Regions from separate parts of the Homo sapiens genome. Here region 2 is linked to region 1. The links are chromatin loops, found by intact Hi-C in ENCODE. Cell type or tissue: endothelial cell of umbilical vein. All regions are shown on one strand.

The links. Peaks named below come from ENCODE experiments on the same cell type or tissue, not always from the same donor. Only the 100,000 strongest peaks of a DNase experiment are listed, where the experiment ranks them.
Region 2: it touches region 1 in a loop (5-fold over the local background); 15 of 110 quality-filtered maps call a loop at or near these places.

What each region holds. Positions count from the first base shown.
Region 1 is chr6:169,828,262-169,836,261 of GRCh38, forward strand. No RefSeq gene overlaps it. Among named protein-coding and RNA genes, the nearest start is that of LINC00242, 33 kb to the left of the region's middle. In endothelial cell of umbilical vein, a CTCF peak has its summit at 3,559 (motif pointing right); DNase peaks (open chromatin) are centred at 3,590 and 4,440.
Region 2 is chr6:169,929,657-169,937,656 of GRCh38, forward strand. LOC107986674 (a long non-coding RNA gene) reads left to right here and starts at 3,987. Exons shown (of 5, transcript XR_001744483.2): 1 at 3,987-4,154; 2 at 6,672-6,828. In endothelial cell of umbilical vein, a CTCF peak has its summit at 1,352 (motif pointing left); DNase peaks (open chromatin) are centred at 4,905, 5,535 and 5,915; H3K27ac peaks cover 2,446 bases.

The sequences.
Region 1 (8,000 bases):
GGATTCTTCTGAGCCCCCTCGTCGCTGGCCTGGATTTGCCTTGGATTCTCCGGGGGCGGGTCTGCCTCCTCCCTGCCTGTGTCTTTGGGCGGTGTGACTTCCAGGGCTGTGTGACCTTCTGGGCCTTGCTCCCAGATGGACGATGTTTCCTCGGACACCTCAGCCTCAAGGAAGGGCTGTGCCTCACCAGTCTCCTGCCATTACCCCGTTCCTCTCTGCTCTCATATTCCACACAAGCCAATCCCACATCTGGGATGCCAGGCGGGGATGTGAGTAGATGGCAGGTACAGCGGGCAGCGGGCCAGCACATCTGGGTTCCAACATGAAAACAACTCCCTTTTAACATAAACTTTTTTTAAAGGCCCCAAACACATCTGCAGTCCAGTTAAGGGTTGCTGGCCACAAGTATGCAGCTTGCCTTACCCCTTCCCTCCCTTAGCCTTATGAGTTCAACCCATTTATCCAGCACCGACTGTAAACCAGGCATGTTGTGGGCTCTGGGGGTAAAGCTGGGACTCAGCAAAGGCTCTGCTCTCCTGGACCCTACAGAGGACAAACAAACAGCAACAGGAACGCACGTCAATGTTGTGCACAGGGAGGGTGCTCACCCTGATGGGGGCGACACAGGGAGGGTGCTCACCCTGATGGGGGCGACACAGGGAGGGTGCTCACCCTGGTGGGGGCGACACAGGGAGGGTGCTCACCCTGGTGGGGGCGACACAGGGAGGGTGCTCACCCTGGTGGGGGCGACACAGGGAGGGTGCTCACCCTGGTGGGGGCGACACAGGGAGGGTGCTCACCCTGGTGGGGGCGACACAGGGAGGGTGCTCACCCTGGTGGGGGCGACACAGGGAGGGTGCTCACCCTGGTGGGGGCGACACAGGGAGGGTGCTCACCCTGGTGGGGGCGACACAGGGAGGGTGCTCACCCTGGTGGGGGCGACACAGGGAGGGTGCTCACCCTGGTGGGGGCGACACAGGGAGGGTGCTCACCCTGGTGGGGGCGACACAGGGAGGGTGCTCACCCTGGTGGGGGCGACACAGGGAGGGTGCTCACCCTGGTGGGGGCGACACAGGGAGGGTGCTCACCCTGATGGGGGTGAGGGTGGGGCTTAGGGGAAGGCACCTCTGAGCTGTCTTTGGGTTGAAATTGAAATTAAAGGAGGGAGGAAATGGGGGAATAAAAAGTGCAAAGGCCCTGGGGCCACCTGAGCGCCCCTTGGAGAATTGTGGCCAGGCCCTAGCCAAGGAGCCCTGAGCCCAGGTGAGGTCTCAGACTTCAGGGTGGCAAGGAGACCTGGGGGCTACCCCTGCAGACCACACATGCCTGGAAAAGCTTTTGGAGTTTATTTCTGGGGCAAAGTGAAGCCAGTGAAGGGCCCGGGTAGAGGAACAAACCCCTGACTGTGTTTTAAAGGCTCACAGCCAAAGACCACAGGGACAGACCAGCCTGGTGGTCCAGGCAGGGCCGAGGTGGCTTGGGCTGGAACAGCTGCGTGGGGGAAAGGATGGCACAGAGGGTACTTGGAGGTGGGGGATGAGGAGAACCAAGGGACAGAGGATGACTCCGTGTTCGGGCCTGAAACATTGGGTAGACTGACAGTGAGGCCATTTGCTTGGCAAAACAAGGGGGCAGTGGGGTACGGACAGGAGGGCGTTGGCTGCTTTCAGCTGAGTGTCTTGTCATGTCCCATGCAGGTGCAGGAAGCACAGGGGAGGGGCCAGGGCCAAGCAAGGGCTGGTGAGTGAGCCTCAGCTGCAGGGCTGGACAGAGTCATCTGGGGGAGAGGTGGGGCAGGAGGATGCCTGGAAGCCAAGAGGAGACACTGTTCCAGAGGTGAATGCTCCATCACCACTGAGGCCAGCAGAGAAGTGAGCATGGGGGTCCTGGCCTGCTGGCTTGGACTTCCTAACTGTGGGGTACTGCCCACAGGGCCAGAGGGAAACACTTAGGGGCCCTAACCACACACAAGACCTTACAATTCTCTCCCACATGTAACTCAAATATGTATATCTGTATTTTGCAACAAGACAAATTTTAAACTATGGTTTAAAAAAAATCCCCCTGAATTTGCTGATTGCAAACTTCTTGGCAAATCTGTCCAGGCTGAACTTTTCTCCATCTTCCTCTGCTGCTGCTGTTTTGCCTGCTTTTCAAGTGCTTAGGACACTTACTTGGCCATTAGTCAGATTAGACTGGCTGCTTCTAAATTAGTCCCTTGGCCAGGATCACCTCTCTCTATAATAGAGAAATTGTTTCAGGTGCCTTCGATGGCATCCTCAGCCCAGAGCATTAAGTCCTGGTGGCATCACAGGCCTTGGCCACCCACCTAGGTCACAGCTCCCTTGACTGATCCTTCTCCACCCCCTAGGCACCTGGACTCAGGCCCCCAGAGGGCCACTCACCATCACCTGGCTATGCCTGGCATTTTCCACATCCCTGCTCCAGTGTCTGGGTGTCTGGGCAGACTTCCTGGTTCACAGATGGAGCCTTCTGGCTGTGCCCCCACGGGGCGGAAGGAACAAGGCAGCTCCCTGGGGCCTCTTTTGTAGGGGCACTAATCCCACCATGAGGCTCCACCCTCCGAACCTCATCACCTCCCAAAGGCCCCACCTCCTAACACTGTCACCTTGTGGGTGAGGTTTCAGCCTAGGAATTTGGGACGCTTGCGCATTCTGCCTGGAGCATTAACCACGTATCTTCCCTGTGTTTGCCAAGGATGTGTCCGGAGACTTTAGTCAGTCCTAAAATTCTCCCTCCCGCTAGTGAGTGACCTGAGCAGTGCATCCTGCAGCAGCCCAGCCCTCAGGTGTTCATCCTCCAGCAGCGCAGCCCTGCCCACCCTCGGGAGGAGGAGGGGCCCGGCGCTGACACCTGCGGCCTTCTCAGTGCCACAGCCGGGCTCTGCATCCCTGCAATGCTCCACAGCTGCAAGGCTGCTCACTCACTTTGCACAGTGGCTCCCAAACCCCATTTGCAATTTTCCCTCCGAGACCCTCACAGCAGCTGGGGCCTCCTCTTCAGGCCATGTGTCCCTTCTTCAAGAGTCAAAATGAGAACAAGTCCGTCTCTTCCTTTTCTTCCTCCAAGCTTGGGGAGGCAGCAGCTTCCTCTCTGGCCCCCAGTTAAGGACCTTCTACCTACGGATTCCCTACATCAAGTCCCTCATGGGAATTATCTGTTCTGGTAGCTTCCGTGGCTTCTTTCTCTTCCCAGACCCTGACAGATGACCACGCGTGGCTTGCTGAAGCCATAGCTGTATGAGGACACTGGCAGAAACGGCTGCTGTTCTTCTTGCTTCCCAAAGGGCAGAGATACCTCGAGTCACAGAAGGATGAGGAAGCGTCTTCTCACACCCCTGACTTCATCTGCTGGGAGCTGGTGGCTGAGGGCGGCTGGTTTGCTCTAACCCTTCAACACCGATGAGTGGAAAGGGCCAAGGAAGCAACCCCCGCAAACTGCCTGGTTGCCAAGAGGTCTCCCAGGTAGGGGACAGACTCGGGTCCTGCCGGCAGCTGCGCAGGGAGGGTCTCCATGACGCAATATCTCCACACCACGGCAGGGGGCGCTGTTCACGTGCGCGAGAACGCTCCTTAGTGACCAGAGCCTTTGCTCCAGGGACAGGAGCTGCCTCAGAGCACAATTTGCTGCTTTGAAAAGGGATTTAGAACAGGAATTCCCTCAGACTTGGTAACAGTAGATGCCGTGTGAGCGGAAGAGCATCTTCAGGGAAAACGTGTGAGAAATGGGGGAGAGGAAACCTGACTCCAAATAAACCAAGAACACGGCAGAAATTAAGGAGCTCGCAAAAGCTGTGAGAGGGCAGCGAGTTGCCAGTTCATATAAATGAAGAGATCAGCAGAGTCCACCGCCGACTGGTTGCGAAGAAGTCTAAAAACAGACCCAAGGATTCGGAAATTCGGGGCCGTCGTAGAGCCACTCATTTCAGTAGAACAGTAAGTGCAGAAACCAGATTTATACACACAGGTATATACATGGATACACACATCTATACACACACTAGTTTTCTATTTGTGTTTTAAAATTTAACTTTTTATTTTGATGTTTAAAGAGTACATACAAATGTAGAAAGGACTGTGTAATGAACTCCCATGTACCAAGTACCACCTGATTAATAATTAAGTGGCTTATGACTAATAATTATTGACTCACGACTCAACTTGTTTAATCAGTTTCTGCCTGTCCCCACTCTCTATCTCTCTTTCTCTTTGGATTGGAGTATTTTCTGGCCATCCCAAAAGATATAATTTTATGTAACTACTGTGTCTCTAATGGATAAGGGCTTTTTAAGAGCAGCAGAGGGAGAGAATTGGGACAGAACCCAGAGCCACAGGGAGAGCTGTGTCCTTGAGCAGCACAGATCCGAGGCAGCGCCTCTGGTTGCCCAGCTAGTTTAGAAGCATGATCAAACATGTGACATGAGAAGCAATATTTACCCTTCTAAAATGTGGCTTCAAGGATAGATTGGTTTAAGCCAAGCCTCCTTTACTTTTCCAAATAAGAACAGACACACACTGATAGGAAATGAAACAGGAAATGGCCCCCCTGGCTAATGTGTGGGTAGGGTGAGATGATTCCTTTAACTTGCTCAGCATGAGTGCCTTCTCAGGATGTGACAGGAGTTCATGTCGGGATTTAAGAACATGGACTTCTTGGATCTGTTGGTTGTATGTTCTTGGGAAAGTTACTTATGCCTCAATTTCACCTGCAAATTGGGGTTAATAATGTTTAAGGTCACAAGGTTGTTCCAAGGATAACACGAGAGGGTGCATGTAAAGAGGTGGGTGTAGCACCTGCCGTGTAAGAACTGCTCAGCCTACATTAGCTGTAATGACGATTGGTGAAGACACCCGCTTGTTAACTGTTGTGTTCTGTGAGCCCCCCAGAAGCACCTTGTCCGTAATTATCACACAGAAGGCCTTTTCCTCCACTTTCACCGTACACAGAAATAATATGTAAGGCCCAGACTTAAAATGTAGGCTGTCATTTTTTTCCTACTCGAAAATAATAGAGAGAAACATTTCTTTTTTTCTTTTTATTTCTAGTGCACCTATATATGTGTAAGAATGGTTTATTACTCTCGATCTTCTAAGTTAATTTTGGGGGAAAATAGTAACTCCTTCAAGACTCTAGAGTTTCCTTTAGCCAATTAGACATTGTGATGACTCATCTGAGAGAGTATGAGTAGGCTGCTTATGAAATTTATTCTGCCACCCAAAGATGATAAACTTAAAGAAGTCCCTCACCCAGACACAGCATAATAAAACAGCTGAAAACCAAACACGAAGAAATCTTAAAGTCAGCCAGAGGAATCAGCACGTGACGCACAGGGAGCAAAAATCCAAAGGAGCGTGGATTCACCTTCAGGAGGAGCCCTGGAGTCCTCAAAGTGGCACAGCAGGCCCAGAGCATGGAGGAAAAGAGCTACGCACCTTGAACCTTATATCCAGCAAAAGTGTCTTTCAGCAATGAATGTGAAATACAGACAGTCTCAGATGAAGACAAACTAAGAATTTATTTCCAATTTACCTGTGATAAAAGAAGCGCCACAGAAACTTCAAGCAGAGAGAAACAGTAAGGATAATCTGGAACTTCAGGAATGAAGGGAAAGTGACAGAAATGATAAATGTCTGGGTGAATAAAATAGGCCTTTTTCTCGGTGTGTATGAGGAATGAAGGCAGCATCCATAACACTGGTCTTTTCAGCTAACGCAGAGGTCCACACAGAGGGGAGGGCACGGGGCCAGCGGAGGGCATGGAGGCCGCTGTGGAAGTGGCTTCTGTAGTCCACATGAAACAGCAAAATGTTATCCTCAGTAGACTGTGAAAAGTTAATTGTGTAAATTGTAATTCGTACGTGAACCACACACCCACACAGCTGTGCAAAGAGATATAAACCAGACCCCAATAGACCCTTAACATGGAATATTAAAACTATTCTAAGAATCCAAATGGAGATATAAAAGGGGAAATTGATTAAAAAAATGTAAGACACAATCAGAAAACAAATCATGAAATGACATACTTAAATCCAAACACCCCAGTAACTAAATTAAATATAAGTAGCTTAAGCATATCAATCAAAAACCAGATGATCAGATTGGATATTTTAAAAAGACCAAACTGTGCTGTCTCCAGGAAGCCTACTTTAAATATAATGATGTAGGGGGATGAAAAGATGCACCACATAAACATTAATGATAATAAAAAAGCTTCGGTGGCTGCAGAGACGAGATAGACATCAGAGCCAGGAAGATTGTGGTTGATGAGGAAGGGCACTGCATGATGGTGAGAGGTCAGGTCCACAAGCAGACGTTGCCGTCCTGAGTATGCACGTGACAGAAGAACTTCAAAATATACGAAACATAAACTGGTGGGACCGAGAGGAGAAATGATGGATTAATAACTGTAGTTGGTAGTTGGAGTCTTCAACACTCCTTTATCAGTCATGGTTAGAATAGAACAGAAAATCTTCTAGAAGGAGGATAAAGAACTGAACAGCATCACCAACCACCTGGACTCACTTGACATGTGCAGAACACGCTGCCGAGCAATAGCAGCACACACGTTCTCAGGGGCACGTGAAATGTTCACTAGGGTAAATCATGCCATGGGTCATTGAAAGCTCTAACAATTTTATAAGATCTGAAATCATGCAAAGCATGCTTTTGACCACAATAAAGCTAAGCTAGAAATTAATAACAAAAAGATATTGGGGAAACTTCCAGCTACTTGAAGGCTAAATGACACACTTAGATAATGCATAGGTCAATTTTACATTTCAAAGAAATTAGAAAAAAATTTGAACTGTATGAAAATTGGAAACAGAAAAACAAGAAAGAAAATCAATGAATTCAAAACAGTTCTTAAAAATATCAACAAACTGGTAAATGACAGAGAGAAAAGAGAGAAAACAAATGATCAATATTAAGACTGAAAGAGATGATAGCATTATAGACACAACCGACATAAAAATGACAGTAATGGACCACTATGAACAACTCTACGCACCTAAATTTGAGAAGTTAAATGAAACGGCCAAGTTCCTTAAAAGCCACACACTATTAAAACACACTTAACAAGAAATAGATAAACTAAATAGTTCTGTATCAAAGAAATTGATTTTTTAGTTAAAAATCTTCCAAAAATAAAACTCCAGGTCCAGATGATCTCACTGGAAAATTCTACTAAACATTCAAAGAAGAAATATCAGAAACTGTATACAGTCTTTCAGAAAATAGAAGAGGAAGGAGCACTAACTTATTTTATGAAACCAGTATTATCTTGATGCCCAAACCAGGGAAAGAAGAGAAACTATGGACCAGCAGCCCTCATCATCATCAATTCTCAACAGAATATCAGCCAATCAAATCGAACACTATATGAAATAAATAATCCATCACAATGAAATGGGCTTATTCCAGGAATGCAAGGCTGGTTCTACTTTTGACAATCAATCAATGCAATTCACTATATTAACAGACTAAAAAAAAAAACTATGTGATTTTGTCCACGGATGAAGAAAAAGCATTTGACAAAATTCAGCATCTAGTCATGACAAAAACTCTCAGCAAACTAGGAAGAGAAGGGAATTTCCTTAACCTGATAAGGCGTATTTATTAAAAAAAAATTCACTATGGCTGATATCAAGATAGTGACAGAGCAAAGGGTTTTCTCCTAAGATTTGGAACAAGGCAAGGGTGTCCATTCTCACCACTCTTATTCACCATCACACTGTAAACCCTAGCCAGCAAATGGAGCAAGAAAAGGAAATTAAAAGGCATGCAGTTGAAACAAAAAAAAAACTGTCCCTGTTCATAGGTGATGTGATTATTTATGTAGAAAATTCCAAGAAATGTACAAAAAAGGCTGCTAGAACTAATAGGTATGTTTAGCAAGGTTGCTGGATAGAATGTCAACATTCAAAATTAATCATATTTCTATATACTGGCAATGAACAGCTGAAAACTTAAACACAC
Region 2 (8,000 bases), 100 kb after region 1:
GGAGGTCAACAGTGAGAATGGGGAGTCAACAGTGAGGATGGGGAGGTCAACAGTGAGGATGATGAAGCCAACAGGGAGGATGAGGAGTCAACAGTGAGGATGGGGAGTCAACAGTGAGGATGGGGAGGTCAACAATGAGGATGATGAAGCCAACAGGGAGGATGAGGAGTCAACAGTGAGGATGGGGAGGTCAACAGTGAGGATGGGGAGGTCAACAGTGAGGATGGGAATGTCAACAGGGAGGACAGGGTGGTCAACAGTGAGAAGATGGAGGTCAACAGTGAGGATGATGAAGCCCACAGGGAGGGTGGGGAGTCAACAGTGAGGGTGGGAGGTCAACAGTGAGGATGTGGAGGTCAACAGTGAGGATGGAGTTGTCAACTGTGGCTAATATAGCAGACAAGCAAAAAAAGCTAAGGACTTAAAAGTCTGTATCAATTCTTTGAATATGGAGTTACTTTTTCCAGCATGTTTTGGTGAAATGGGGGTTGGAGGATTGTTCTGGAGGTGAAGTCTAGACTAATATGGGTGAGAAATCACGGCTGATAGGGAAGCAGTAACACATGGAAGCCACCTCCTTTCCAGGTCTGTGGCCCCCTCTGTCCTGGTCCTCATTAACATTAACTATGATGGATTCTCCTCTCTCTTCTGATCCCCTCTTCACTTTTCTCACCCCTGGTGTCCATTACAAGGACCATAAAGAGTTTTCCTTTCTTCAGGGAGATAATGATTGGGAAACACTCTTCTATCACTGTTGCTCTGAAATCATTACCCTTCATAAATACTTAACTTAATTAGGGATTTACTAAAAATCCCTAATATCCATTACATGTATTAGACATATAATAAATACTTATTGTGTGCTTATTGTAGAGTGGGTGGAAATTTAACCCACTTCTGGTCACAGAGCTGGGCGCTGGTCCTTGTGCCCTCCTGAACAAGAATTACAATGGCATCTGTTCCTATCTTTTGTGAAATGCTGAAAGGCTTATTACACCTTGATATCTGAATAGCAGCAATGACTCTCTCTCTCTTTTTGGATAATACTTTATGTATCTTCACATTTTATATTTCTTTTGAAGATTTTAATTCTGCAAATGTGAATTGAAATTTTGAAAGATGTTGGGTTCAGCATTGCAGGTGAACTGCGTTATAGCAAGGGAATATTCTGGCACCAGTTACCTCCCTGAAGTAGCAAGATTTAATTATCTACAACCATCAGAGTCAGTGCTGAAAGTAAAAGGCCTTGCTGGGGGAGATCCCCCACAGGATTCTAGGCCTGGCTGAACCCCAGTGTGACCAAGGGAGTCAACTGTCTTGCAAATTCTTAAACCCTCTAGTGCCTCCTGGTGTCTGGCCAAAGGCTCCGGGGAGATCCCAAGAGAATGAGAATGGTTGTTGATTTTTGACACCCCCAATCTTACACAGCCTAGCATGGGAAGAGATTCGGGCCAGAATAGAACAGATCTGCCTTCGCCAGCTGGACACGTCAGCGGTGGGGTGAGGATGGATAGGTCAGTGGGCTCACTGTCCTCCACCATGAAGTCCAGACAATGACGCCCAGCTTTTGGGGCTAAAGCAAGGTCTGGTGAGTGGACAGGGTTGGGGTCACAGGGCTGGTGAAAATTCAAGCTCAGGCTGGCTCTGGCCACTATGTGTCCTCCCAAGGACATCCTGGGGGCCCACACAGGGAGGGGTGCTGCTGTCCCCTTGCTCCTGCCCCACTCTCAGCAGCTTCCCCAAAGGTATTGTCAAGACACTGAGGATCGCCATGAGTCGTGCTCATGGGGCACCGGTTCTGCATGTGCTCTGCATTCCCCCGTGCTGCTCCCACACAAGCTTTTAGAGGCGGCTGCCACTGCCCTTGCCTCGCGGGGTCAGCAGCGCAAACTGTGCCCTGCAGACGTCCTCTTTCCAGCTCTGCGACAAAGGGCTGCCTTGCCTGCTCTCCTGCAAAGGCTTTTGCTTATTTTAGTGACGTGCATCAAGTGTACATTGTAAAACCATTTCTCTTAAGCCTGCAGGTGTAACTTAATCTTTTATTTGTTCATTAATAGAGCAATTTTGATGTGAAGACTAAAAACACACATTTCCTGTTTCTTTAATACTCAGTGTATACATTTTGCAGATTAAATTTAAATACGTATTTTGGACCAGTTATTTGATAAAATTTCTTCAGACGTTGTTTTTCAAACCATCATCATAAATTTAACATATCTGATTTTCGTAAGTACTTCAAACCCCTAGCAAGGGAAAACTGTAAATCTAATGAATAAGATCTTCTCAGGCAATTAGACAATATTTACAAACAGGCTGCTTGACTCAAAGGTGACTTCCTTAAATCCGAGTTTCTCAGCCCCAGCACTGTGGATGTTTTGAGCGGGTAATTCTTTGTTATGGAGGCTGTCCTACAACAGGGTCTTAAGAGGCCAGCAGCACCTCCCAGTTGTGACAATAAAAATTATCTCCCCACAGTACCAAGGTTACCCCTGACTGGGAACCATTGCCTTAAGTATTTAAACACTGATGAAAAGCTTAATCTTTTTAAAACTTTAAAATTCTTAAGCATTTTGATAAGCTCACAAATTTATACTTCAGATGCTCATAAACTTCAGATGCCTTTAAAAATTAAAATATCAAAACTCTTACAAAGCTCATTGCTTCAAGTCCAGTTGACCGATTACCAAATCAGCCAGAGAATTTTCTTCTCTGGCTGTCTACACCCCTGTCTCCCTTCCGGGACTTTCTGACCCTGCTAAGGGGATGTGCTCACCCAACTAGAAGCTGTGGAATTACCTCTCAGGCTGCCTGAGGTCACGCACTCATGGTTTCTGGTCAGAGTCTCAGGTCAGAGGACAAGAACTGAGGGTTGAGGTCAGAGATTTGGGACCAGCAGGGGCTCCGGGGCGCCGCTTGCGGGGTGGTGAGCCCCGTATTGGCTCCATGACTCCTTCATGGGGCCTCCCAGCCCACGCCCTTCGCTGGGCCTCGCAAACCTCCCGGGATCCGGTGAGTCCAGCTTCCTTTGTAGCCTTGTCGCTTTAGAAATGTTATTACTCATTTTGACCTGACAGAGTTTACCGCCTTCTGAGCCAGCCTTTCACGCGATTGGCCAGGTAGGGCCCTGAACGCCTGTGTGGGTGGATCAGTGCACACACGCGCGGTAGACGTGATCTGGGGCTCGCAGGGCCTCCTGGTCCTGCTGCACACGGCTGGCCGACCCTTCCTCTCAGCGTTCCCCTCTCAGACTCCATAGATAATGATGCTTATTTTTAACAGCGACGTTATTATTTGTGGTTGAAGTTTTACAGCAGAGCAATTTCTGATCTCAGCTCTAAAGAGAACATCTACCTCTGTGGGTTATTTTCCACCGGTATGTTTGGAATTTGCTTGTGCTGTAATTTGGCAACTCCTGAAACTTTAGCCTAAAAAATTTTGTGTGAGGTTTTGAAACGATACTTAGAAACCTGAGAAAAATATAAAACACTCTCAGATCCACACATCAAGCATGAGGCCTTTTCCTAAAGTACTCAGTGTTTGTTGAGGGAGTGAATGGAGGCCCCCAAGCCTTCATTAATTCTGATGCGGACCCCTGAGCTCTCCTTGTCCTCTGGGCTCGCGACTCCCTCCTTCTTCTGAGGCAAATGGGGAGGTTTGAGCACAAACACTCACTGGAATTAAGCCTGGTTTGTAGGACTCGCGGGGGAGGGAGGGGAACACCAGCTACAGAGTCAGGGACCCTGTCTGGGGCTCCCAAGGCTCACAGCAGGTGTTCAGCAGCAGGTGACGCTCACACCTGCCTCTGGTTGGGCCTGTTTAACTGCTCACACCTGCCTCTGGTTGGGCCTGTTTAACTGCTCACACCTGCCTCTGGTTGGCGGCCTATTTAACTCCTCACCTGCCCGTCTTCTACTCTGATCACAAAGATCCCTCGTCCCCGCCCCCCACAACCCCCTACAACCTCCTCTGTTTTGCATGCGAGGTCCCTCACAGCGTAGGCTCAGGCCCTAGGAAGAGTGGAGGAGCTGCTGGAGCAGCAGATGCGGCGAGGACTGCTGGACCTGGGGATCCTGCTACCTGGCCTGTTGCCGTCTGTGGCCCACCAGCCCCATTAGGGCAGCAACAACGCCCAGAGGAGCCTCTCGCTTAACCAGGTAAGAATTCGGAAGGAAGTCTTTGGCTTATGGCTGCTGTGGACTGAAATGGATCCCCCAGGATCCATGCACTGAAGTCCTAAGCCCCCTGTGACGGTGTTAGGGTGGGGTCTTTGGGAGGTGCTGAGGTTGGATGGAGTCCTGTGGGTGGAGGCCTCAGGATGGCACAGGTGTCCCTGCAAGAAGAGAAAAGGGAGTGCTGGCTTCCTCCTCGGCCTTGCCAAGCTCAGTGAGAAGGTGCCTCTGTGAGCCAGGAAGAGGCCTCAGTGGACCCTCCTCTGCTGGCACCTTGACCCCAGGCTTGCAGTCCCAAGCTGGGGGATGGGCATCTGCTGCTGAAGCACCTTTGGCTGTGGCTTTGTTTATGGCCTGGGCTGGCTCGGATGCTGGTCTCAGCAGCCTGGAAGAGAACGGGGTCAGGCCGGCACCCCCTTGGAGGAAGCGAGGCCGGCAGACGGGCTGTGTGCGGGTGCCTGTCCTGGCCTCAAGCGCTCCGCGCTGTCTCCTTTAGGGAACGTGGGATGTAAATCCACACTGATGTGTGGCTTCTCATGGCCTTCCTCCGTGCGGATAAACGGCGACCCCGCTTTAGTAGCAGCCAGAAGTGAATTCCAGACAATATGCACGGAGTGTACGGGCGAGCCCTGGCTGCACTGTGGACGATGACCAGGCCCACGGGACAGCAGCCGGGTCCGCCCGTTTCCTCCTGGCCCCATCTGGTAATCAGGCTTTGCCCTGGGCAGACTGCCCGGCAGCCTGGGCCGTGTTTGTCTTGGCGCACGTCCTGCGTCCGCTGCTGGTTCACGGTCGTGGTGCATCTCTTGCGTGAAATGTGCCCTTGCCTCACAGCCCCACCGTGTCCCTGTGATATGTGGGTACGAACACAGGCCCCTAAGCAAGAGCAAATTGCATTTCCTCCCCAGAGGGACGCGGTTCTTCCTGAGCTCCGGGGACCTCGCGGTAGCCTTCAAACACATGGCAGTGTGGCACCCTTGAGTCCCACAAAGCTGAGAGAACCTCATGGTCTGTGTTACTAAACTCTGTCATATCCTGAAACGATGACCTCTCCAACCCATCATAATCATAACAATGAATTTCAGATATGCCTGAACACCAAAAGCAGTAGGTAAAGGTGATTTTTCTTTGTTTTCTGAAGCCGGAGGGGTATGAACACTCCCCGGGCACACACTCGCACACTCCCTGCGTGAGTCTCAAGGCTGGACAGGGCATTTCCACAAAAGAAACCTGTGGAAAGCAGCCCTTCTTCTTGGCGAGGCCTGGAAGTGGCTCGGTCCCTGAGGACGTGGGGGGCGTTCTCCTCAGCGTCCACTTAGGTTTCAGCGAAGAAGTCCAGGACATTGGTGCAAGCAAACACGGTTTTCCTCGCCAGCTCTTCTTTCACTGTGTTGTGATTGGGTGTTGGGTCTGTTGATGGAAATAAAGCCAGGTCAGCATCAGCAGGGCTGACACGAGGGAGCCCACGTTGAGCCGGAGCAGCCGTGGGGGCTTGGGCTTTTAACAGCTTTGTCCAAGTAGGCACGGGTAGCCCCAGTGTCCCGGGAGCTATGAGTCCCAGTGGCACCCACAACCTGTTGAGCTAGGAGGCCTGGAGGGGCAGGTGGCTGATCCGTGGCAGCTCCAGGGGCCCGCCCCTGCTGAGCTGGACAGCAAATATGCCAACACCACGCAGGGGTGATTTTACGACAGGAAGAGAGGCCGGGATGTGAGTCTTCCCGACCAACCAGGCCCCGGGAAGCTGTGGTGGAATTTCACGCTCAACTGCAGGGCACTGTGGGCAGGGATGTATGTCTGCTGACCCTGGCTTGCACCCAGGCTGACCGCACAATCCCCGTTCAGTGAGGGAGGCAGCTGAGTTCAAAAAAGATCGGGTTTGAGCGGTAAATACCACTCAGGTCTTCCTCCTCTTGGATTTGATTTATGTTTTCTGGAGCCGAGCAAACATACCACACTGTGGTCCTTGCTAGGGAGGGTGCGCAGTATTCCTCAGGCTGGGGCCACCTCCGACCTGCACAGTGGACTCACGCCGTCCCCACACTTGCCCTCTTACTGCCCCGTGCTCTCTGGAGTTGGGACCCCCTGGCCTGGAGATGTACCCAGAGGAGAGAGTGAAAGGGAGGAGCCAACGCAGAGACTGGCAGGTCTTTTTGCAAAAACCAAGTCAAGTGCCCCGTGGGCTCCACCCAGGAGAGTGCCCGGGGGTCCCCTGGGTAACAGGGTTAATGCAGCCCAGGCCTGCCTGCCCCCAGGCTGTGGGGTGCGGGTGCGTGCTTGGCAGGAGCAGGCCTGATGCAGAAGGGGATTCCGGGGCCTCCCCATCACGCTGCCAGCCTTTTCCCATCCTCCAGGGTGCTGCTGAGGCCAAGGGAACTGGGTCAGGGCAGGGTGGCACCTAGGAGCTGCCAGCTGCACTTATTTTCATTTTATTACTAGCTTTTTGGTATCCTCGGGGAACTGTTTCTGGCCAACTCACATTCACCCCTGGCCTGTACCTCACAGGTTCAAGGAGCAGCTGAACCTCGGCCCACATCTCAGGGAATCAGCAGTGAGTCCAGATCTCACCGCACCTTCCCGGAAGTCACTTGGTCCCTGGAGATTCAAAACCGTGTGAGGCACAAACAGCAGCGATGGTCTCTGGTCTCCACCGACTTGGCCGGTAAGCGGCTGTGGGACCTGGCAGGTCCAGGGGTCTCCACGGCACAGTGAGGACGAGCTGGCCCGGACCTTGAGTGAGCGTTGGGTGTCGGCACAGTGCAGGGGAGCTGCCAGACCCAGGGAATGGCGTTCTCGCTAGTTTAGAAAGCAAAGGGTCTGCCTAGTCCTAAGAGAGTGGGGTTTCCACATAGCCTGAGGGTGGGCAGTGAAGAGGAGCTGCGGCTCTTACATGCCGAGCTGCTGAAACGAAGCCCCAGAAACCCAGCGGCTGGACCAGCAGGGATGCGGCCTCCCACGGTCCTAGAGCCCGGATGTCTGAGAGCCAAGGCCGGGCGGGCCAGGCGCGGCCCCTCCAAAGAATCCGGGGAGACTCGGCCCTGCAGCCCTCCTGGCGACTCCTTCCTCGGCCTGCAGACGCTGCCCCCCAGCCCCAGCCTCCGTCTTCACGTGGCGTTTCCCCGTGTCTATGTTCAAATTTCCCTCTTCCCCTAAGGACACCAGCCGTTGGACCAGACCCATCCTAATGACCTCACCTTAACTTGGCCATATCTGCAAAGACCCTCTCTCCGACTACAGTGACATCCTGAGGCTCCAGGGAAATGAATTCGGGGGCACTGCCCAACCCAGCCCAGTGCCGCGGCCCATCGGGCTCTGCGTCGCCTGTGACTCCTGCCCCACGTCTCTGCAGGGTCTCTCTGCCGTTTTCCAGGTTAGGGAACCGAGGTCAGGGCACGTCTCTGCAGGGTCTCTCTGCCGTTTTCCAGGTTAGGGAACCGAGGTCAGGGCACGTCTCTGCAGGGTCTCTCTGCCGTTTTCCAGGTTAGGGAACCGAGGTCAGGGCAGCTCGGTGAGCGCCCACACGGCAGGAGGCTGCCTTTGAGCCATATTGTCTGACCACAAAGTTCTCATAGAGAATGATTGTGCCGGACTCTGAGCTGACCTTCCAGATACTGTGCGGGCCAGGGAAAGAGAAGCCCATGTGCCCTGTGTTCAAACGTTTAAAGTTACAAATCAAACTAAAAGTGTGCTGGGGGCCCTGACCCAGACAACGCGCCTGACAGACCACACTGGAATCCTTTGGACCCTGCCGAGCCCTGTGCAGAAGCACGAGGTGTGGAGAGCACAGGACAGAGGCTGGGGCTCCAGACCTGCCTCCGGTCCCACCTGCCCGCC